3 separate regions of the Homo sapiens genome follow, and all the other regions are linked to region 1. The links are chromatin loops, found by intact Hi-C in ENCODE. Cell type or tissue: HepG2. All regions are shown on one strand.

What was found. A loop is a pair of places that touch in the nucleus more often than their neighbours do. Peaks named below come from ENCODE experiments on the same cell type or tissue, not always from the same donor. Only the 100,000 strongest peaks of a DNase experiment are listed, where the experiment ranks them.
Region 2: it touches region 1 in a loop (2.1-fold over the local background); 2 of 110 quality-filtered maps call a loop at or near these places.
Region 3: a loop joins it to region 1, with 2.3 times the contacts of the local background. A loop is called at or near these places in 2 of 110 quality-filtered maps.

Annotation. Positions count from the first base shown.
Region 1 is chr6:151,116,843-151,124,842 of GRCh38, reverse strand. All of the region lies in intron 3 of LOC124901432 (a long non-coding RNA gene), which reads left to right. Among named protein-coding and RNA genes, the nearest start is that of MIR12131, 18 kb to the right of the region's middle. RefSeq lists a silencer at 5,816-6,110. In HepG2, no CTCF peak of the experiment used is centred here; a DNase peak (open chromatin) is centred at 4,552.
Region 2 is chr6:151,056,102-151,064,101 of GRCh38, reverse strand. All of the region lies in intron 26 of MTHFD1L (methylenetetrahydrofolate dehydrogenase (NADP+ dependent) 1 like), which reads right to left. Among named protein-coding and RNA genes, the nearest start is that of MIR12131, 43 kb to the left of the region's middle. RefSeq lists a cis regulatory region at 2,504 and enhancers at 2,420-2,589, 2,837-4,036. In HepG2, a CTCF peak has its summit at 4,977; DNase peaks (open chromatin) are centred at 3,721 and 7,681.
Region 3 is chr6:151,010,206-151,018,205 of GRCh38, reverse strand. It overlaps MTHFD1L (methylenetetrahydrofolate dehydrogenase (NADP+ dependent) 1 like), which reads right to left. Exons shown (of 28, transcript NM_015440.5): 22 at 4,386-4,427; 23 at 3,226-3,326; 24 at 2,513-2,690. Among named protein-coding and RNA genes, the nearest start is that of MIR12131, 88 kb to the left of the region's middle. RefSeq lists an enhancer at 7,775-8,000. In HepG2, a CTCF peak has its summit at 3,675 (motif pointing left); DNase peaks (open chromatin) are centred at 3,695 and 5,175.

The sequences.
Region 1 (8,000 bases):
CACCTCCCGGGTTCACTCCATTCTCCTGCCTCAGCCTCCCGAGTAGCTGGGATTACAGGTGCCCGCCACCATGCCCGGCTAATTTTTTGTATTTTTAGTAGAGGCAGGGTTTCACCATGTTAGCCAGGATGGTCTCGATTTCCTGACCTTGTGATCTGCCTGCCTTGGCCTCCCAAAGTGCTGGGATTACAGGCGTGAGCCACCACGCCCGACCGCTTGTGGGGTTTATAAGCAAAATCAATGCTTTATAAAATTGTATAGCCATGTGTTAAGTAAGTGTAATTTTAAGGCAAACTGCTTTATACTGTATGTGTACGGTTACAGATACAAAACTATACAATCATATATCACTTAATGACAGGGATATGTTCGGAGAAACACATCGCTAGGCATTTCTGTGCAAACACCGTAGGATGTACTTACACAATCCCAGACAGTATAACCTACTAAACACCTAGGCTATACAGTATAGTCTATTGCTCCTAGGCTACACACCTACACAGCGTGTGACTGAACTGAATACTGTAGGCAATCGGAACACAATGGTAAGTACTTGTGTATCTAAACATAGAAAAGGTACAGTAAAAATACAATATAAAAGGTAAAATAAGGCCAGGCATGGTGGCTCACACCAGTAATCCCAGCATTTCGGGAGGCCGAGATGGACAGATCACCTGAGGTCAGGAGTTCAAGACCAGCCTGGCTAACATTGTGAAACCCCATCTCTACTAAAAATACAAAAATTAGCCGGGTGTGGTGGTGCACACCTGTAATCCCAGCTACCTAGGAGGCTGAGGCAGGAGAATCACTTGAACTCGGGAGGTGGAGGTTGCAGTGAGCCGGGATTGCACCACGGTACTCCAGCCTGGGCAAGAGGAGTGAAACGCCATCTCAAAAAAAAAAAAAAAAGGTAAAATATGGTCCACCTGTACATGGCACTCACCATGAATGGAGCTTGCAGGACTGGAAGTTGCCTGGGTGAGTCAGTGATGAGTGGGGAGTGAATGTGAGGGCCTAGGACGTGACCGTACACTACCGGAGACTTCATAAACACTGTACACTTAGGCCGCAATAAGTTTATTAAAAATATTTTCTTTCTTTTGCAATAAATTAACCTTACCTTACTGTACCTTTTTAACTCTATAAACTTTTTTTTTTTTTCTGGTACTGCTCCTTGCAGAGCAGGGCTAACCCATAGGCAGCATGCCCAGAGTTGGCCTCTATAAACTTTTAATTTTTTTAACTTCTTGACCCTTTTGTAGTAACGCTTAGTTTAAAATATGAACACACTGTACAGCTGTACAAAAACATTTTCTATCTTTAACTCCTTATTTTATAAACTGTTTTCTATTTTTAAATTTTTTTTTTTTTTTTGAGACAGAGTCTTGCTCTGTTGCCCAGGCTGGAGTGCAGTGGTGCGATCTTGGCTCCCTTCAAGCTCCACCTCTCGGGTTCACGCCATTCTCCTGCCTCAGCCTCCCTAGTAGCTGGGACTACAGGTGCCCACCAGCATGCCCAGCTAATTTTTTTTTAATTTTTAGTAGAGACGGGGTTTCACCATGTTAGCCAGGATGGTCTCGATCTCCTGACCTCGTAATCCGCCCACCTCAGCCTCCCAAAGTGCTGGGATAACAGGTGTGAGCCACCGCGCCTGGCTGATTTTTGTATTTTTAGTAGAGATGAGGTTTTGCCATGTTGGCCAGGCTGGTCTCAAACTCCTGGCCTCAAATGATCCGTCCACCTCGGCCTCCCAAACTGTTGGTATTAGAGGCACGAGCCACGGCACCCGGCCCTCACCTAGACCACTTTAAATAACTCCCAATTGGTTTCCCTGACTCTTGGTTCTCCTTTCTCTAATCCATTTTCTCTAGGGCCATGAGGCAATCTTTGCTAGAAACACTTTTATGGATCGCTAGTGCCCCCGGAATAAAGCCCACACTTCTAATGTGTCATTCTGGACTTTCTGAAACCTGGTGCTACCGTATTTTTCTTTTCTTAAATTTTTTTTTTCATGATCCACATTCATATCGTAATATTTTTCTTTTTCTTTTTTTAGAGACCGGGTCTGGCTCTGCCGCCCAGGCTGGAGGGCAGTGGTATGATTATAGCTCACTGTAGCCTCAAACTCCTGGGCTCAAGCAATCCTTCTGCCTCAGCCTCCCAAGTAGCTAGGACTATAGGAGCATGCTACCATGCCCAGCTAATTTTTTAATTTTTGGTAAAGACAGGGCCTTGCCATGTTGCCCAAGCTGAGCTTGTGCGATCCCCCCACCTTGGCCTCCCAAATTGCTGGGATCACAGGCCTAAGCCACTGCTCCTGGCCCCTTACATACCTTTCTAATCTCGTCTCCCACCACGTTACCAGAAACCAAATATTCTTCCATTCATCTGTTAGGATCCACCTAAGACTCTTGTTTATAACTTATTGCATCATGGACATCCCTACAGAAGGCAGCTTTCTGTATGGGAAGGTTGTATTTTCCAAAGAAGGTCTTACCTATAGATGTATCCCCATCTATGTGCTCTTCTTAGGGTGTGATTGATGTTCATCCCACAAAGATGTGGGTTGATGTTCCTTCCCTTTAAAACTGAGTAGAGGCTTGTGATCAGCTTGGTCAGTGAAGTTTGGTGGAAACAGTGCTGGGTGACCTCCAGGTTAGGTCATAACAAGGATACAGCTTCTGTCTGGCTCTCTCCATCTTTGGATGCTTGCCCTTGGATCCCAGCCACCAGACCACATGGAGAAGCCATATGTGAGTGTTCCAACCAACAACCCTATTAGTCTCTCAGTTGACAGATGGCATCAGTGGTCAGACAAGTGAGGGAATGAGCCTTCAGAGGATTCCAGTTCCCACCTGTCAGACTTCCAGCTGAGCCCCCAGACATTGTGGCGCAGAAATAAAACTGTTCTCCCTCTGGGCCTCTCCAAATTTCTGATCTACAGAAACTATGAAAAATAATAAGTGACTGTTGCTGCTGTAAGTCACCAAGGTTTGGAGTAATTTGTCCTGCAGTAATAGCTAACCGATACAGTGTTACTTACCTGGTTTTACCCACTCCAGGTAACAGATCTTCGTTATCAATAGATAGTATCCAATGCAGAAATCTACGTTTAACGTTACCAGCAAAAGGCCTTTCAAATTTTGGATTTTGGCCGGGCGTGGTGGCTCACGCCTGTAATCCCAGCACTTTGGGAGGCCAATGTGGGTGAATCACTTGAGGTTAGGTGTTCAAGACCAGCCCGGCCAACATTGTGCAACCCTGTCTCTACCAGAAATACAGAAATTAGCCAGGCATGGTGGCACGTGCCTGTAATCCCACCTACTCAGGAAGCTGAGGCAGGAGGATCTCTTGAACCCGGAAGGCAGAGGTTGCAGTGAGCTAAGATGGCACCACTGCACTCTAGCCTGGGCGACAGAGCAAGACTCCGTCTCAAAAAAAAAAAATTGGAATTTATAGGGAAAAAAGAGAGTGAATATTTGAATCCTGATGAGAAAATGAAGGCTATACATGTGTGCATGTGCGTGTGTGTATCTTATGCATAAATACATAATGATACGAATGCTAGTCAGTGGAGTTCTGATTACAACTATCAGTTCCACCTCTGTGAGTTCTGGTAAGGAGCTTTAGCCAATGTGGCATTGAGCGGAAAGGTGAGCTTGGGTTTAGATTTCTGTTATTTGCACTTGAGCTACTCCCCTATTGAGTCCTACGCCATTATTTTCCCAGGTTGTTAGTTGTGGCATTGGATGCTCCTTGTTTAAAGACCTAATATTATTTTCAAATCCATCTCTATCTCTGCAAGATGATTGCTCTATTTGGCTTCAAGTTGCAAAGCTCTGTCATTGATTTAGACAATGATTTATTCCATTAGCGATCTCCTTCATTCTTAATGGCCACATAATGTCATTGTACGAATGTTCTAAGGTGGTTTTATTGTTGTTGTTATCAATATCTAGGTTGATTTTCAACAATTTTAGTCAAGGAAGGTAAATACCCCATGGGCAGCCAAGGCTCAATTGTACTCTTGCTGCCTCTTCTTGCATTTCTTCCTGCTTCTCTGGCTGACGGTCACTGGGCAGAGCCCTGATTTTTGCCGTGGCTTAGAGAGACAGAACGAATAGTGGTTAAAAACAGACTTAGAGAATATTTGAAGGTCAGTGAACCTTCATTGCATCCTGAGAGTTAGCTGATGTCTGCTTCAAGGTCTGGAAGCGCAGGAGAGTCAACTCTTGATTGTATTAATGATGAGAAATAGGAGTCAGCACAATCTAAAATGATGCCTGTCTTCTCACTGTACTTTAATTACATAAGAAAAGTGTGTGTCTAATTTGAGGGGATTTCAACTTGTTGAGACAGAAATAAAGGAACCTACTGTGAAGACCTGACTTTGAAGGAGCCAGCAGGCTGACGAGCTGGCCTGTCTGTAAGCCTCCCTCCCTGAAGAGATGACAGCGCCATCCGTCACCCAGTAGGAAACAAAGTGCAGCAGAAACGGCGGCTCTTTTTGCTGGACTTAGGTCTTCTATTATGGGCTAATCGCTTTTTCAGGGAGAAAAGTTCTTTGTAGTTTGCTTCAGATGTTCTTCCTGCTGCAGGGCTGAGCAGCGGCTGAGAGCACGGGCTCGGGGCTCCTCCAGTCCAGAGTCCATAGCCCACTCCACCCACTTGCTCACTGGTCAAGGACAAGTCCCTGGATCTCTGTAAGGCTCAGTCTCTCTCTCAGATGAGGGTAATCACACCACCCTCATGGCCTCCTCAAGAGTAGTGAATGAGGTAATGCTTATAAGATGTGCAGCAGAGAGCCTGTAAGCTCTCATAAATGGCAGTTGTTATTAAACCTAGAATATCAGAACTGCAAAAGATGGTAACAGACTTTTTTTTTTTTTTTTTCAAAAGTTTCATTTTGTAGGCCAGGCGTGGTGGCTCATGCCTGTAATCCCATCACTTTGGGAGGCTGAGGTGGGTGGATCACTTGAGGTCAGGAGTTCGACACCAGCCTGGCCTACATGGTGAAACCCTGTTTCTACTAAAAATACAAAGATTAGCGAAAGGTGAGATGACTTATTCAAGGTCGCATAACTAGTTTGAGTAGAATTCAGGTCGTCAGAACCAGGGCTCACTTAAGCAGCAGAGATAATATGGTTAAGAATGAAGTGACAAATTTGTGTCAGATGAGTCAAAAGTTTTGTAGGTGTGCTAACGAATGTACTTAAAAACATTTTTTTTTTTTGGCAAGGTGCGGTGGCTCCCATCTGTAATCCCAGCACTTTGGGAGGCCAAGGTGCGAGGATCATTTAAACCCAGGAGTTCGAGACCAGCTTGGGCAACATAATAAGACCCCATCTCTACAAAAAATTTTAAAAATTAGCTGGGCAAGGTGGTGCACACCTGCGGTCCCAGCTACTCAGGAGGCTGAGGCGGAAGGGTCATTTGAGCCCAGGCCAAGAGAACGAGACCCAAAACTGTAATATGGCAAAATATATGCAACATAAAACTTACCATTTTAACCATTTTTAAGTGCACAGTTCAGTGGCATTAAGCTCATTTACACTGTTGTGTGACCGTCACCACCATCCATCTCCAGAACTTTTTCCATCCTTTCCAACTGAAACTCTGTACCCAGTAAATAATAATTCATGAACGTTTATACCAGAATTAAAATATTTTGAATTGGAAAATTAATTTCCAGGGTGTCCTAGCATATAGTTATGACTTAAAAATCTCCTAAGTTCTCCTCTTCGCCTTCAATGATCAGTGTATCATCACATCATTTTTTATCACTTTTACTTAGAAACAATTTATTCATTTTTGGCTCATGGGGAGCTCTTGGTCTTCCACTCTCCACCCCTGGATGTGTCCTTGGTCTGACCAGGGCCTGGCTGGAGAGGACGTCCGTGTCCTCTTGGACTCTTGGCCTTAGAGCATGTATTCTCACTCCCAGCCACTGCCTTCTCCACCCCCACCCCATTTTTCCAGGATTCTTCAGGAACCTTGGTCCCTAATACAGAGTGTCTGACATTGACACCAATGTAGTGACTAAGGGAAGCAAGAAATGTGCTCTCTTCACAGGAATGGGCCGAGTCCTATACGATACGTAGAGAAAAAAAAAAAATAACCTCAAACCAGTAGCTGTAACTCACACCTGGGAAGCTGTCAGGGCATAGTGACAGCCTAATAGTGAAAGTGAAATCTTTGCATCAGGAAAACTTCTGCCACGGGCTGAGCTCCTGGGAAGCAGAAGCTGCACAGGCTGAGAGGTCTGTTCATGTGGAGAGACTGTTTCTATGCTCAGCACACTCTTCTCTCGCAGAATGATTTCATCTCAGACCTGACACCTTCAACATGCCACTGGGGTATATTCAGGAGAGCCTCATGCTCTTTCTCACTTCCCAGTACAGAGTTTCCTTGTAGGCCTTTAAGCCATTCCCTATAGTTCTTTCCTTTGGAATTATCAGTGCTTCTTAATCATTTTTTCTCTGTTAAATCAGGCCAGGAGCGGTGGTTCATACCTGTAATCCCAGCACTTTGGGAGGCCGAGACAGGTGGATCACTTGAGGTCAGGAGTTCGAGACCAGCCTGGCCAATATGGTGAAACCCTGTCTCTACTAAAAATACAAAAATTAGCTGGGCGTGGTGGCACGTACCTGTAATCCCAGCTACTTGGGAGGCTGAGGCAGGAGAATCCCTTGAACCTGGGAAGTGGAGGTTGCAATGAGCCGAGATCATGCCACTTCACTCCAGCCTGGGTGACAGAGGGAGACTCCATCTAAAAAAAAAAAAAAAATCCCAATCACTCACTAAAAAAACTAAATTCTGTAATAATAATATTAAGAATAGCTTAACTATAAGCACTTAATACCTGCCAGGCACTGTATTAAACACATTACATTTGTAACACATTTTATTAATATGTTCATGGTAACCCTATAAAACTATATTATTATTACTATTACTATTATTATTAAGAAGACAGGGTCTCCCCCTTTCATTCAGGTTGGAGTGCAGTGGCGTGGTCATAGCTCACTGTAGCCTCAAATTCCTGGGCTCACATGATCCTCCCATTTCAGCCTCCTGAGTAACTGGGACCGCAGGTGTGTGCTACCACGTCCAGCTAATTTTTTTATTTTTTTGCAGAAATAGTGTCTTGCTTTGTTGCCCAGGCTGGTTTTGAACTCCTGGGCTCAAGTGATCCTCCCATCTTTGCTGCCCAAAGTGCTGGGATTACAGGCATGAGCCACTGCACCCGGCCACAATTATTATTATATGACATGGAAACCAAGGCATCGTGAGGATAAGTGACTGAGGTTGTATGGGCAGGAAGCAGAGAGTTGGCTAGAAGGCCAGGCTGTTGAGGCTCTACCCTCACTCCTTCTGAATCTGCTCTCCCCAAAAAGGGCAATTCTAGCCAGTCTGCCATTGCCCAGCTACGTTTGAAAGATGTTCAAATTTGGGGCAGTATGTTGAAAATAAATGATATTATAATGCCTTTAAACATAGCCAATAAAAATGTTAATCATTCTAGTAGCCAAAAATTGAAATACTAACAAAAATCCTTATTTTTTCAATTTTTGAGCAAAAATATATGTAACATAAAATGCACTGTTTTAACCAGTTTAAAACATTATTTATTTATTTGTTTATTTATTTTTAGAGACAGGGTCTCACTCTGTCACCCAGGCTAGAGTGCAGTGGCATAATCATAGCACACTGTAGCATCAAACTCCTGGGCTCAAGACACCCTCCTGCCTCAGCCTCCTGTGTAGCTGGAAGTACAGGCACATGCCACCATGCTCAGCTTGTTTTAACCATTTTTAAATGTACGACTCAAAGTATTTTTCTTTTTTTTGAGATGGAGTTTTGTTCCGTTGCCCAGGTAGGAGTGCAGTGGCACGATTCAGCGCACTGCAACCTCTGCCTCCCAGGTTCAAGCAATTCTGCCTCAGCCTCCCTAGTAGCTGGGATTACAGGCACCTGCCACCACACCTGGTTAATTTTTG
Region 2 (8,000 bases), 61 kb after region 1:
TATTTTAAAAGACAATTTGATTTTACATTTTGAGAAGCTCTCAATCTGTGAGTTCATCCAGGAGTGGCCTGGTCCCAGTAGAAAGATTCATGACAAAGATACACTGAATGTCCTTTAAAATTCTAAGTAGCATGTGCTGAAAATAAGCACTTCCAGAAATGCTCATAACTTCCTGCAGCAACTATAATATTATACTCTGCTTTATTCAAATCTGAAAAAAAAAAACCCAAAACACAAATTCATGTCTTTGATTTTAAAGGTATATTTTCAAATATTTCATTAACTTCCAACATGAGGCCAGTTACTTCTTCCTATCCCATTCTTGACATTTGGATGTTTAATTATTTAATTCTTACATTCCCTTAACAGTCTAAAATACATTTGCATAAGTTTGCAACAGTATCAGATGGAAGGCTTCATGAATTTGTCAATATTATTTTTGGCTAGCTCAATGGAAAAGAAACATGCTATGCTAGGCTAATAGCATAAAATTTTGAACAGGGAAATAAGCAAACCGCCCTTACATCTGCATAAGACACATTTGTTGGTAAAGTTGAAAAGAAAGATGGGCGTTTAACTAGATTACTCATCATACAAAATATTCAGCCTTTTCCCTGTGCTATGCTGCACAATGTCAATTAATCATGTTTGAAAGCTGAAAGAACAAAGACCATTTAGATGACAAACGAGGCAATAAATGAAGCTGAGATAGGAATAAAGATTCAAGAGGGAAAAGTTTTGTTTCTTTTAATATATATAGAGAGAGAGACTACACAAATGACCTGTAACTTGTTTTAAAATTTACAGTCTACCATTAAGTTTTACTTGACACCTACTTGATGATATCCTCCAAGACAACTTAGAATATTGCAATATTATTATGGGTAGGATGTGTGACTGTAGAAAAAACAGCCAGCAAACATGTAAATGTATCCAATCTAGTCCTAAAAAGGCTGGAGTGAGCATCAAGGAAAGTCAGTTCTTTAGGCATCCAAATTAACACCAAAGACCAAAGCCAAATCACATGTGCTGAGCGAAGTGGATCTCTTTTCTTTAATTTTTTTTTTTATTGTACTTTAAGTTCTAGGGTACATGCGCACAAGGTGCAGGTTTGTTACATATGTATACATGTGCCATGTTGGTGTGCTGCACCCATTAACTCGACATTTACATTAGGTATATCTCCTAATGCTATCCCTCCCCCCTCCTCCCACCCCACAACAGGGTGAAGTGGATATCTTAAAGAGCAACAGCTGTATATATATATATATATGGCTGTCTTGTATCCTTCTATCCAAGTTAAAGGCCATCCAAGAATGAAATCCAAAACTGGAGAAATGTGTAGCAGCAACTTCATTTTACAGTTTGCAGGTTTCACTTTATCTTTTACCAGAGCTTCAAGCAAATAATAAACTTGTTTTGAGTTTGATTTATTTTCATTTCCCATATCCAAAGGGTTACTCTGCCTACTCCTGCCCCCAACACAGTCCTAATATATAAGATGTGTTCTTCATCTATCTCTTTCTTGGCTCTAGAATATAAGTAACTTGAGGGCAAAGACTTTGTCCCATTTATCTTTTTATTCCTAGTGGCAAACAGAGTGCCTGTTAACATAAAAATCTGTTAAACAGACACAAGAGCAAAGAGGAGCAAAAGGTCTTTTTTTTTGAGATGGAGTCTCTGTTCTCCAGGCTGGAGTGCAGTGGCGCGATCTTGGCTCACTGCAAGCTCTGCCCCCCGGATTCACGCCATTCTCCTACCTCAGCCTCCCGAGTAGCTGGGACTACAGGTGCACGCCACCAAGCCTGGCTAATTTTTTTTGTATTTTTAGTAGAGACGGGGTTTCATCGTATTAGCTAGAATGGTCTCGATCTCCTGACCTCGTGATCCGCTCGCCTCGGCCTTCCAAAGTGCTGGGATTACAGGCGTGAGCCACCGCACCCGGCCTTGGAGAGAAAGGTCTTAATGATTCACTGTTCTTTGTAAATCAAGGTGGACTGAACATGAACAGTTGACTTAGAGGCTGCTTAGAAATTCCTTCCAGGTAGAGGCCTTGATGTGATCAGCTCTCCTTTTGAGGGTCTGAGGACCAGGATCTTTGGGAAATAAGTTGTATTAACCAAACTTACAAGGGCCTGATTTATAACCTAAATGCCATTTTGTTCTTTTATGAACAATGCCTGACTTTGTCATTTTGTGAGGCAGTCTGGTATGATGGAAGGAGTAACAGACTTGAAATAGAAAAATGTGCAACCAAGCCACATCGCTGGGGACTCAGTTTTCTCATTTTTATAATGTGAAGAACTAGATGGTCTCTATGGTGGTTTAAAGGAATACAGGGTTAGACTTTCTCTCTAGAAGACCTGGTTTTAATGACCCTTTGAGGGGCTAATGACTCCAGAAACTTTCATTGATAGCACAGATGTCTCCAGTGAACCTCAGACTCAATACGGAACTGTGCAGTGGACATCTTCACTGTAAATTACAACAAATGCTTCAGATCCAACATGTTAGTAACCAAATCCACTACTGTGTAGGAAAGAAATAATGTAGCAGGCCTGAGTCTGAGAACTTGGATTGTGGGAGGGTTTCAACTATCCTCTAACTGACAAGAGGGGCTCACTGTGCCTAAATTTCACAAACAAAATGGTCTATGCTGAACATTTGCTTTTGTTCTGAGAGACTGAAATTTGGTACGTGACCATTACCCAATAAAAACCTTGGGGACTGAGTCTCTAATGAGCCTCTTCTGCAGACAATATTTCAGGTGTCGTCATAGTTCAATGCTGGAGGAACTAAGTGTATCTTGTGTGACTCTATGGGGAGAGTACTCTGGAAGCTTGCGCCTGAGCTCCCCTGGACTTGACCCCACGTGCTGTTTCCTTTTGCTAATTTTGCTTTGTATCCTTGTGCTGTAATAAATCATGGTCTTAGGGGCTCCCAACACAACTATCTTCCGCCTAAAATTGTTTCTAGGTTCTTTATTGCTTATCTAAACAAATGACAACCCCAGTCATTAAGCGAACAAGTCAGAAATCTGAGAGCCATTTCTGCATTCCCTCTTCCCCGCTCCTGTTCATTGAGTTTAGTTCATTCTAGTTCGGTAATTGCTCTCATTCCCATCCCCTGCCTACACCTCAGGTTAGGCCCTGGGTATTTCTTGCCTACTACTTTCTAAATAGGTCTTCATGACTAATTTCTCCGTTTTCCACTCCACCTTCCAGACTGCTGCCTGAGTGATCTCTCTGAAACATGAATGTAATTATGATATTGCTGTACTTAAAATCCCCAGGTCCTGACTCCTAAGCTTGACGCTCAAGGCCTCACAAGACCTGGGTCTTGCTTTCCTGCCCAGTGTCACAGCTCATTCCAAATCTCCTGTTTCCTCCCCATGCAGTGGCCATGGTAAAGGCTTACAGCAATGTTCTCTCCTGCCTTCATGCTGCGGACTTGCTGCCTCCTTGTCCCTCGACCCCTGGTGAGTCTGTTCTCGTCCTTCATGATCCGGCTTAGGTAACCCCATTCCTGGCCTGACTTCCCTATCCCTGCCAGCCCCCCATGGCATCTGCTCCCTGGCTCCTGGAGCAGGGGGCTCCCTCTGTCCCAGACGTCAGCTCTTTCAGCTGTCTCTATATTTAACTTGTGTGCCTCTCTAGCCTGTGAACTCTGCAAGTGCAAGGTCCAGGCCTATGTTGTTGTTGTTTGTTCTTCTAATGGCCTAGTACCCAGCACTCCTCAATAAATATTAAATGAGTGAATCAGAAATGAGGCATTTGCGTGGTTGCACAGTGATGCATCCATTAAGCTAGAATGGCCTAATGAATCATCTCCGTTCATCTGAGGATTGTGTACCAAAAGGGAGAAGGTTAGTCACTTACAAGGAGAGAACTCTAGCACCTGGACTCTCCTGGTAAGAACAATAAAATCTCATTCTTCAGGGCTCCCTTTTCTGAATTCCACATGGTCCTATACCTTCTGGCGTCCCTATTCCAGCCCAAGGCAATGCAATTATTTACTATGTAAACGTTAACTGAGTTGTTTATGGCAGGGTTGCTTCCCACAAATGCAGTGCTGTTCATCTTAGAGATGTCCTCTTGCTGACCTTGGCCTGCACTGCCCTTCCCTTAAATCCCAATATCCTTGCTCAAGTCTCTCTTGTACCCGCCCTACATTAGAGGAAGGGCTTGAGTCTGGAACCAGGCAAAGCCAAAACCCACTGAAAGCATCAACTCGCTCGTAAATAAAGCGGGCGACTCCCTAGTGCATGGTGTAAGACACCGAGTTAGAGCCTTCCCTTACCATCCCGTAACTGAGCAGCACAGACCCACCGTGCAGAGAGCACAGCCACCCTCCAGACTGTGGGTAGGAAATGCAGCATCATTTCCACTTTCGAAACTGCTCTGGGAAACGCCAGTCTCCGGGCAGCTTGATTAGCAAGAATACTTCATATCACAAAGAGTGTTAGGAACAAAACTTATTTAACAAAATGGTAAGAGCAGAGCCTCAATACTGTGGGAAGGACCTGATGGCTTTTAGAGCATTTTACTCCTTTGGTAGTTCTCATTTCTCACCAAAAAAGAACATTTTCAAATTTTATATTCTGATTTTATAAAAACAACAATCATGGCCAGGTGCGGTGGCTCGTATCTGTAATCCCAGCACTTTGGGAGGCTGAGGTGAGCGGATCACCTGAGGTCAGGAGTTCGAGAGCAGCCTGGCCAACATGGCAAAACCCCAACTCTACTAATACAAAAATTAGCTGTGCGTGGTGGCGCAGGCAGGAAAATCGCTTGAACCCAGGAGGCGAAGGTTGCAGTGAGCCGAGATCATGCCACTGCATCCCAGCCTGGGGAAAAGAGTGAGACTGCATCTAAAACAACCACCACAACCACCACCACCACCACCACCACCACCAGTTTAGAACTGTAGCAGCCTGGAGCTAAAAGGCCCTGGAGAACATCATCCCACCTCAGGGGGAAGGGAGCCACTCTGTGGCCAGGGCAGGACTTTGGGCCCAGAGAGCCCGACTCCTTCAGCGCGCTTACCACTGCTCCAGCCTGCCCCTCACTGAGGCACTGCCTCAACTTTGATTAAAAAACCAACACATTTCCTTTAGAAGCTCTGTGGGCCAGGTGCGGTGGCTCACGCCTGTACTCCCAGCACTTTGGAAGCTGACACGGGGTGATCACCTGAGGTCAGGAGTTCAAGACCAGCCTGGCCAATATGGTGAAACCCCGTCTCTATTAAAAATACAAAAAAAATTAGCCTGGCGTGGCGGCACATGCCTGTAATACTGATGAGATGCTATTAAATAAGTTAAAACAGTAAAAAACAACCCTTTGGTCCATACCACAGGGGTCCCTGACTGATGTGCACGTGTCCACAAGACTCACATGGCCAGGCCAGGCCAAGCCACTCAGGCAGGGGCAGGAGTCCTTGAAAAGGAGGGTGGCGTGGGCCCTCCTGAGCCATGGCTGTCCCTTGTCACAGAGGCAAATTACACAGACTCCCATAAATAACAGTCTTCACCATACAGCTCCACCTCGGGGGTTAAATGGGTTTCTGTAGGCTAATTGCCGTCTCTCATACTGAAAATCTGCAAATGTATATGGAATTAATTCTGGCTGGCTGTCAGCCAGTAGGTCATCCTTCAAAGCAAGCAAAACACATTTCTGTACAGTGTACCCACAGCTTTCTGAAAGATCAGAAATGCAGCCTTTGCCAGGACAAATGCCAAAAACGGATGTGACAGAGCCCGAGCATCAGTGCTCCCACGCCACCTCCTCCACTCAGAGCCCCGGCACGGCCCCAGCTGGCCCTGACCCACCCAGAGGGTCTTGCTGTACTAGATACTCCTCTTTCTTATCTCTCTGTTGAGAAGCTATTTATATTTCATTAGAATGTCAGTGCAATAAACCAGCTTAAGCTCTTGCTAGGTATGGAAATGAGCAAGAGAAAAGGCAAAGCTTAAGCCCTCCATGGATAAGCCACAGGTTCTCTGAATAGCAGTAAAAATAAGGCCTCCAGCTGGGCATGGTGGCTTATGCCTGAAATCCTAGCACTTTGGGAGGTGGTGGCAGGCAGATAATGTGCGGTCAGGAGTTTGAGACCAGTCTGGCCAATATGGTGAAACTGTCTCTTCTAAAAATACAAAAATTAGCTGGGCATGGTGGCACGCGCCTGTAATCCCAGCTACTTGGGAGGCTGAGGCAGGAAAATCACTTGAGCCTGGGAGGCGGAGGTTGCAGTGAGCCGAGATGGCACCACTGCACTCCAGCCTGGGCCACAGAGCCAGACTCCGTCTCAAACAAACAAACAAAAGGTCATGCATACGGCTCTCCTCGAAGGTAAGACTGTTCTGTGGAATGTTTTGAGAAAGAAAAGGTAGAAATACTATCTTATCGTATATGTGTGTGTGTGAGTATTTTTGACAGGGGGAGTCTAGGTCTCATGGGTCTTTTTGTTTTTTTAAGACAGGGTCTCACTCTGTTGCCCAGGCTGGAGTGCAGTGGCGCAATCACAGCTCACTTCAGCCTTTACCTCCTGGGCCCAAGCGATGGTCCCACCCCAGCCTCCTGAGTAGCTGGGACTACAGGTGCACACCACTGAGCCCAGTAACTTTTTGTAGAGATGAGTTTTCATTATGTTGCCCAGGCTGGTCTCAAACTCCTGGGCTCAAGCAATCCACCCACCTCAGCCTCCCAAAATGTTGGGATTACAGACGTGAGCCACAGTACCTGGCCGGTCTCTCAGGCCTTAAAGCAGTCTGAGTCACCACCATTATTATATTTTGCCTCCAATTTTCCATATGTCCATTCCAGAAAGGGGAGGTTGATTTCAGCGAAGAACATGAGCAGGTTTGCCTTAGAATGAAATTTAAAAATTAGATTGACAGAAATCAGGATCATGGAAAATACATAATGGAGCAGAGTCAAGATTCAGTTAGAAGGCAGGCACTGGGTCCAGCAAGCCTACAATTACCAGAGCTGAACTGTTCATTAGTTATAATTAGAGCAAACAACAAAGGACACTCAGCCCCAGCCCCAGGATATGTCTGGTTCATATGGAGAAGGCATTTTCATTCCCTGGGGGAAAAAGCAAAAAACCCCAAAATACAAATAAAACAGACAATAACAACAAACAAACTAAAGAACCCCAACATTTATTGTCAGGACTGAAAAAAATTCATTCCACAACTGGAACCCACTGTGTGCCAAGTGCTAGGCCTGGCATTTAGGATTCAGAGATGAATAGGATTCCGTCCCTTCCCTCCCAGGTCAGAACACCTTGTGGGGAAACAGACAAGCACACAGGCTTGTAACTGGAGCTGTAAGTCTACAGTAGAAGTCCTGCTTGGAAAAGGAGCAACCCAGGAAACCCTCTCTGTGAGCTTTCCAGAGGGGATGGCAGGTGAGAGAACAGGGCCCTGCTGTTGCGTATTGGTGAGGATCTTCCCCACAGCACCAGTGTCCCTCAAAAGGTGACAAGAACACGACGTTATAGAACACGTCGCTGAAGGCAATTCCACACAATATAAATGCACAGCTCTAAGAGGTTCAGCTTGGTCTGGGGATAAAAACTAGACCATCTCCAGAGGAATGGACAGACTGCATTCTTCAGATAATTCTCCAGGCATCATTGCCCAAGCAGGCCTTTCAGAAAAAGCCGGGTGGCTGTGGTTCAAAGTCCTATTCTCTGGCAATGGCATGGAGTGAATCCACTCTGCCATGCCGATGGAGTGTGCTCCCATGCCCAGCACGTCAGTCACTTGGCCAGCAGGGTTGACAATACTTTTGTGAAACTGTGTACCCAAATCAAGTCTCTCACCTAAAAAGGTGACTAACCCACCCAAACACAGAACAACAGCCAGGGAATCTCTCAGAAAATAGTTCTAGACTTGCTTCAAGAATATGAACCTAACGGATGACAGAAAGTCCAGGATCCACACCATGCCACGTGGTGGGCCGTATCTGGTTTAGGAGAGTTCCAGAGTGCAAGTG
Region 3 (8,000 bases), 110 kb after region 1:
AGGAACAGGAGAAGCAGCAATCAGCTTGAAGCCTGGGCACTCCACAATCATGCACTACCCCTGAAGACAAATCCATCAGCCAGAATCGGAACCACAAAATTCAGAATGGAGATGTCAGACGGGTGCAAAGACAGACGATCTGAGGAGGAGAGTGAGCCCTGGGAAGCTCAGGTCTTCTGACTGAACCATCGACATGTGCTTAAAAATATCCTAGAGGACCCAGCAATCCCACTTCTGGGAATACATTTCCAAAAGAATTGAAAACATGGCATGAACCCGGGAGGCGGAGCTTGCAGTGAGCCGAGATTGCGCCACTGCACTCCAGCCTGGGCGACAGAGCAAGACTCCGTCTCAAAAAAAAAAAAAAAAAAAAAAGAAAACACGGTCTTGAAGGGATACTTGTACATATGCCATATGCCATAAACACGCATGCTCATACAGCATTACTTACAATAGCTGTGAGGGGGAGCTCAAGTGTCCATCCACAGATGGACAAAGAAACAAAATGTGGGATATCCAAAGAATGGGAGCGTATTCAGCCCGAAAAATAAAGGAAATTCTGGCCGGGCGCGGTGGCTCACACCTGTAATCCCAGCACTTTGGGAAGCCGAGGTGGGTGGATCACAAGGTCAGGAGTTTGAGACCAGCCTGACGAACATGGTGAAACCCTGTCTCTGCTAAAAATACAAAAATTAGCTGGGCGTGGTGGTGCACGCCTGTAATCCCAGCTACTCGGGAGCCTGAGGCAGGAGAATTGCTTGAACCCGAGAGCAGAAGGTTGCGGTGAGCTGAGATGGTGCCTCTGCACTCCAGCCCGGGCAACAAAAGCGAAACTCCATCTCAAAAAAAAAAAAGAAGGGAAATTCTGACACTCTACAACATGCACGCACATTATGCTAAGTGAAATAAGCCAGCCACAGTATGATGCTACTTACATGAGGTCCCTGGAGTTGTTACATTCATGGAAATGAAGGAGAATGGTAGCTGGCAGGGACTGTAGGGAGGGGCATGGGGAGTTGTTCAGTGGGTACAGTTTCAGTTTTGCAAGATGAAAAGCGTTCTGGAGATTGGCTGCATGACAATGTGAATGTACTTAACACTACTGACGTGCACTTAAAAATGGTTAAGATGGGCCAGGTGTGGTGGCTCACGCCTGCAACCCTAGCACTCTGGGAGGCCGAGGCGGGTGGACTGCCGGAGCTCAGGAGTTCGAGACCAGCCCGGGCAACACGGTGAAACCCCGACTCTACTAAAATAAAAAAGAAATTAGCCAGGCACGCTTGCTTGCGCCTGTAGTCCCAGCTACTTGGGAGGCTGAGGCAGAAGAATTGCTTGAACCCGGGAGGTGGAGGTTGCAGTGAGCCGAGATCACGCCATTGCACTCCAGCCTGGGCAACAGAGCAAGGCTCTGTCTCAAAAAAAAAAAAAAAAAAAAAAGGCTAAGATAGTAAATTTTGTTATATATATATTTACCACAATGAAAATAAATAAATATATTATGTATGTATATATACACACACATACACTAGACATAGTTCAATAAAACCACAAGAGAAAAGAACCATAACAGAAATGAACAAGCAGAGGCCAGGTGTGGTGGCTCATGCCTATAATCCCAGCACTTTGGGAGGCCGAGGTGGGTGAACCATGAGATCAGGAGTTTGAGACCAGCCTGCCCAAGATGGTGAAACCCCGTCTCTACTAAAAATACAAAAACTTAGCCAGACGTGTTGGCAGGTGCCTGTAATCCCAGCTAGTCAGGAGGCTGAGGCAGAGAAGTGCTTGAACCTGGGAGGCAGAGGTTGCAGTAAGCCGAGATTGCACCACTGTACTCCAGCCTGAGCAACAGAGACTGTCTCAAAAAAAAAAAAGAGAAATGAACAAGGAAAATACCTCCCATGGTTTCCCAATCCTCACGAAATTGCTCTTGTTCCTGTGCAACTCCTGAAAGCGTCAGCTGTCAAATCCTGTTCGCTAAAGTACCTCCTCACTTAGGACTGCGATTTGGGAGTCTTCAAAAGCACAGGCTTTGGGACAAGGAGCTAGGGTCTGTACTTGGAAATGTGACTTTGTCATATGGCTTAAACTCTTCTACCTTTTTGTTTGTTTGTTTGAGACAGGGTCTCACTCTGTCGCCCAGGCTGGAGTGCAGTGGTGTGATCTCGATCTTGGCTCACTGCAGCCTCCACCTCCTGGGTTCAAGCAATTCTCCCACCTCAGCCTCCCGAGTAGCTGGGACTATAGGTGCACGCCACCATGCCCACCTAATTTTTGTATTTTTAGTAGAGATGGGGTTTCTCTATGTTGGCCAGGCTGGTCTCGAACTCCTGACCTCAAGTGATCTGCCCGCCCTAGCCTCCCAAAGTGTTGGGATTACAGGCGTGAGCCACTGCACCGGGCCTAAACTCTTCTATCTTTAGTTTTCTTATCTGTAGGGTTGTGGTGACAACAGAATGGGACAACCCATGCTAAGGTGTAAGAAATGTGAGCCATTGTTTTTACTAGATCTTACCTGAACATCATACAGGAACTGGAATCGGCTTCTTTTACTCGCAGCCTCTCTCACAGCCCGAGCCAAGTCCACCGATCCTTTTCCACCAACGGACCAGTGATAGCAGGGGACTGCATCAAAGGCACCAGCCCGCTTTGCAAGCTCACACACCAAGTCAATCTCAGCGCGGGTGTCGGTCCTAGTGAAGAAAATGTTTGTGGTTTTGCATCTGTATCCATTTAGCTATGTTTTCAAAGAAAGACTCACCATTTATACAGAACTTCGCTCCCTAACACTGAATACATTTTAAACATCAAAAGTGGTCACATCGTGTTTAAATAAATCAGACTTAAAGCATGGAAAAAAAAAGTCCTCTCTAAAGTGACTCAAATATTTCAAGTCGTTAAGGGTGTTATCAAGAAAATTCCATAACATATCCCTTTGATCATTCACAGTTTGTTTCAGACAAAAATGCTGGGTAGAATTAAAAAAAAAAAAAAAAAAAAAAGCCAAGGAGATAGTAACTCACTATATATAAATTTCACTTCCTTAATAACATTGTGAGAACACATTTGCTAAAATGAAACCAAACCAAATAAACAAACAGAAAGAACTGGGTATTTCTGTATACTTTTAGATGAAGCACAGAAAGACCAAATACCCCAAGACACAAATATCGTTCACAGGGTGGCCTAGTGATAATGCCCACATTTAAAGGAGGAGGCTGGACTTACTTGAAGACATTCAGAGCCACCACAACGGGAACCCCAAAGAGCTGAGTGATCTGAATTTGCTTCTGGAGGTTACAGCAGCCGTCTGCCACCAGCTGGATGTTCTGTAAAAAAGAAAAAAGCAAAACCCAGACCCCTGTGTATTGTCTCCCACCAAACCTGCCAAGCTAAACTGCCAGCACCTCTCTGGCAGGATTTGCTACATCTTTTTTCACTTTTTCCTCCAAGAAAGATGGCTGCAAGAATAAAGAGGTTCGTCTTCAAAATAATTTCTAAAATGATTCTGGATCCAATGGCATATGGGTGGGTCTGAAGCCTGGCAGCTCACCCTGCTGAGGACAGGCTGCAGGGTCTATGCAATGCGCCCATGCTCTGCAGGTTGAGGCCTGACAGGCACAAGGCCCCAGGTGGGTGAGGAGCTCTGACCAGGTATTCCTGGCTCAGATCCCTGGCGCCACCTGTAGGAGCTAAGAGGTACTGCTGCCAGCAAATCAAAGTCTATTTACAGAAAAGAGTAAGCCACTCCTGTAAATCATAAAGCCAACTGTATATAGACCTTCCATGACAAAAGAATACAGAAGTGTAAGCTTCATATTTGTTTCTGACCTGGAGACCTTGAGTTCCTGCTCTGATGGCTACCCTGGGAGTACACAATAGTAGACAAAGCCTATATCCATCTTTTCTTGATATTTAAGAGTTAACTGAATGAATTTTATCCTTTCATCCCATCCATTTCCTCTCGGATTCTTAGAACGGCACTTTTCTTTTCTTTTTTTTGAGACAGAGTCTCACTCTGTCGTCCAGGCTGGAGTACAGTGGTGCGATCGCAGCTCACTGCAACCTCTGCCTCCCAGGTTCAAGCGATTCTCATGCTGGGACTACAGGCGTGAGCCACCATGCCCAGCTAATTTTTGTATTTTTAGTAGAGATGAGGTTTTGCCATGTTGGCCATGGGTTTTGCCTGGCTGGTCTTGAACTCCTGGCCTCATGTGATCCGGTCGCCTTGGCCTCCCAAAGTGCTGAAATTACAGGTGTGAGTCACTGCGCCCGGACAGAACAGCACTTTTCTAAGAGGCCACTGAAGGAGGGCTCATTCACTGAAAGCCAACGAGTCACTGGATTTAAGAGATTCTTCACATAAGCATCTAAACAGCTCCTCTTACCTCCTCTGTATATTCTTTCTTAAGAGGAACACCAGCCGTTACCTGAAATAAGGAGAGAAAACATGAAGAATAATCCTATAAAAATGCTTACACAACCGATCTGAAAGAAAGAACAACATAATCACATTCAATTTTTAGAAATGTACCTCTATGTTTTGTGCTTTTAAAACAGTAGCTGGCAGCACTGGCTAAACCTAAACTCCTGCGGGAAGCTTTTAGAAAACACTGATCCCTGGGCTCCACCCAGACCAATGAAAGCAGAAGTTCTGGGAGGGGAACCTGGGATCAGTAATGTTTAAAATCTCCCTGGATGATTCTAATTTGAGCCAATGGAACAGTATGAAACTTCTCAAACATTGGTTCAAATTAGAACATAAAACTAATAATATGTTTAATACTTGATTTATACAGAGTACATCACCATTCGAAATCATTTTACGGTAATTGCCATAAAGTTCTGTTGTCCAGGCTGGAGGGCAGTGGCACAATCACAGCTCACTGCGGTCTCAAACTCCTGGGCTCAAGTGATCCTCCTGCCTCAGCCTCCCCAGTAGCTAGGAATACAGGTGTGTACCACCACACCCAGATAATTTTTTATTATTTTGTAGAGACGAGGTCTTGCTATCTTCCCCAGGCTGGTCTCGAACTCTTGGGCTCAAGCAGTCCTCCCACCTCGGCCTCTCAAAGTGCTGGCATTACAGGGTGAAACACTGTGCCTGGCCTTGTGGTTAATCTTATGTGTCAACTTTGCTGGGGCCATAGGGTGTCCAGTATTTGTTCAAACATTATTTTGCGTGTTTCTGTGAGGGTGTCTATGATGAAATTGATATGGAAATCAGCAGCCTCTGAGTAGGCAAGTTGTCCTACATAATGTGGGTGGGTCTCAACTGACCAGTCAAAGGCCTTTTTGAGTACAACAAAAAGACTGGCCTCCCCTGAGAGCAGGAGAATTCTCCAGCAGACTGCTGCCTTCAGACTGCATTAGCACCACTGCCTCTCCTGGGTCTTCAGCTTGCCAGCCCACAGTGCAGATTTTGGACTTGCCAGCTTCTGTAATCATGTGACCCAATTCCTTACAATAAATATCTTTCTCTATATATACACACATCCTTATTGGTTCTATGTGTGAAGAATGCTGATTCATACAATGGTTAGTTTAAAGATCTAATTGTGAAAGAATCTGTGGATCCCAAAGCATAGCACAATATTAGTTATTGGATTGCACTGGGAATGGCCGAGCACTCTGGGGGACAGGATGTGAGTTTAAAATGACTGAGGGCAAATTTAAAATGGGCAAATTCAAGGGCCACAAGATTTTCCACTGTACAAATTATGGAAAAAAAACAAGCTGAATAAACATAAGAGGCAGCCATGGTTATTTGTGTAATGATCAAAAGGAAGTCGATCCCAGCGCAGTATTTGTAGCAAAAAAGAAAAAAGAAAACAGAAGTAGAAATGAATAATCATGGTTCAAAAATACAGAGCTATTCAATATGAAGGAAGGACACCGAGATGAGCACTATGGAATAGAGGATTAAGAGGATGAAAGTTCATTTATCTTGCCATTATTGAAAACACTCCCTGCATATAGACCATGCCAGACACTTGGACCATACCAATTAATAAGACACAGTCCCTAAACTCAAGGAATTGAGAATTACATAGGGAGACACAGAACAAGGCATTCATGAAACAATGTGAGGCAGAAGGTACTACTGGAGCCCAGGAGAGGGATGCCTAGCTTCACAGGGCTTCCTGGTCCCTGCTGGTTTTTTTTTTTTTTTTTTTTTTTTTTTTTTTTGTTGTTGTTGTTGTTGTTGAGATGGACTTTTGTTCTTGTCACCCAGGCTGGAGTGCAATGGTGCAATCTCAGATCACTGCAACCTCTGCCTCCCAAGTTCAAGCGATTCTCTTGCCTCAGCCTCCTGAGTAGTGGGAATTACAGGCGCCCGCCACCACTGGTCTTGAACTCCTCAGGTGATCCACCTGCCTCAGCCTCCAAAGTGCTGGGATTACAGGCATGAGCCACCACGCCTGGCTGGTCCCCACCTTTTCTTATCCTCCACCCATATCTGTGCCTACTAACCCTGTTCCATGTTACCATGATCACTGGCTGAGAACCATGACATTAAGCAGCAGTGGAAGAGACACAAAGGATTAATGTGGCACGAAAGTGCAACCACTGAATAACAGAGCACATATGTTAAGATGAATGAAATAGGATTGTAAACCATGTAGAGAATTTTTACAGGACAGAGACCAGAGTCTGGAAAACTATGGGACTGATGTCAAGAGACCAGGACTGTAGATCTGATCAGTCCCTGAAATAGATGTGTGACACCACTCAAGTCACTGCGTCTCCCTGTGCCTCAGAGATTTTCTCTTTATAAAGACTGAATGAGATCAGACAATCTCTAAGCCCTTTCTATAATTTTCAGGGTGGCAGGGCAGGGAGGGAGAATTCCAAATGCATCCTACATGGGCGGAAGTAGTTTTTAAAAATAGAAGTTGTTATACAGATTCAATGTCTAAAATCCAGGAAGGACTGTAGCAACAAGGGGTGTTTTGAGTGAAGTCAGAATTCTTTATGATTTACTACTTTTAATCTGTATTATATCATTCTTGCATTTGAAATGATGATGAAGCTTTAGGCAAAAATGAAGTGCTTAAGTGTCGGGTATTAGGAGTGGATTTGGATTTAGAAAACTTCTGCCCTTCATTAACATCCAGCTCTGCATGGTGGACATAGTAGGAGATTTAGATCTGAAGTTCTCGGCTCTCTGCTGGCCTGCTGACATTGTCCATATTCCCTAAGCCTATCAAAACTCAGCTTCCTTATCTGTAAAATGGTATAAAAATCATGTCCACCTCTCCCAGGAGAAAGAATTGCTTTACAGCGTTTCATGATGGCAAACCTGCTACTTGTTTTGACTATGCAATAATCATTGAATATATGACTTTTGTCACATACACAGTACAGTATACCAATTAAGAAATCAGATTTGGCAGTTCGTCTCATATGTGAATATTATGATAGAGAAATTTTATTTTATTTCAAAATGATTAATCAGTATAAAATGTCTTATTCTCCACTTGGAAATTCCTAAAAATGAAACAAAAAAACAACAAACAAGCAAACAACAACAAAAAAACCCCCAAAAATCTATGCACAGGTTTTCTGTGGAAAGGAATATATTTCCTTTATAATGTCTGTAATTTCTATATATATTAGGATAGGTAAATATAAAAAGTCTTTAAAGAAGTTAAAATCGAATTTGTGTTTTCCAAGCAAAGCTCTTAGAAACAATCCAGTATTATAACAGAGTTGTGAGGAGAAATCATAATAAACAGAAAGAGAAGGAAAATAGTTTTAGATGAAATCTGATGAGTTGCAGCATCAGTGAACCGAAAAACTATCTGTACAAACAATGAAAAATCTCTGTCATCAAAGAACTCACTCTAATCCTCTTGTTCTTCGTTCAGGGACAAGAGCCTCTAACCTCCCATTACCATATGGTTATACAATCTTGGCCTGAGTATCAGATGTGAAGCTTGAGACTAAAAAGTGGTTGCATTATGCTCCTTTCCAAAATATTGTTTAGAAAGAACTGTGGG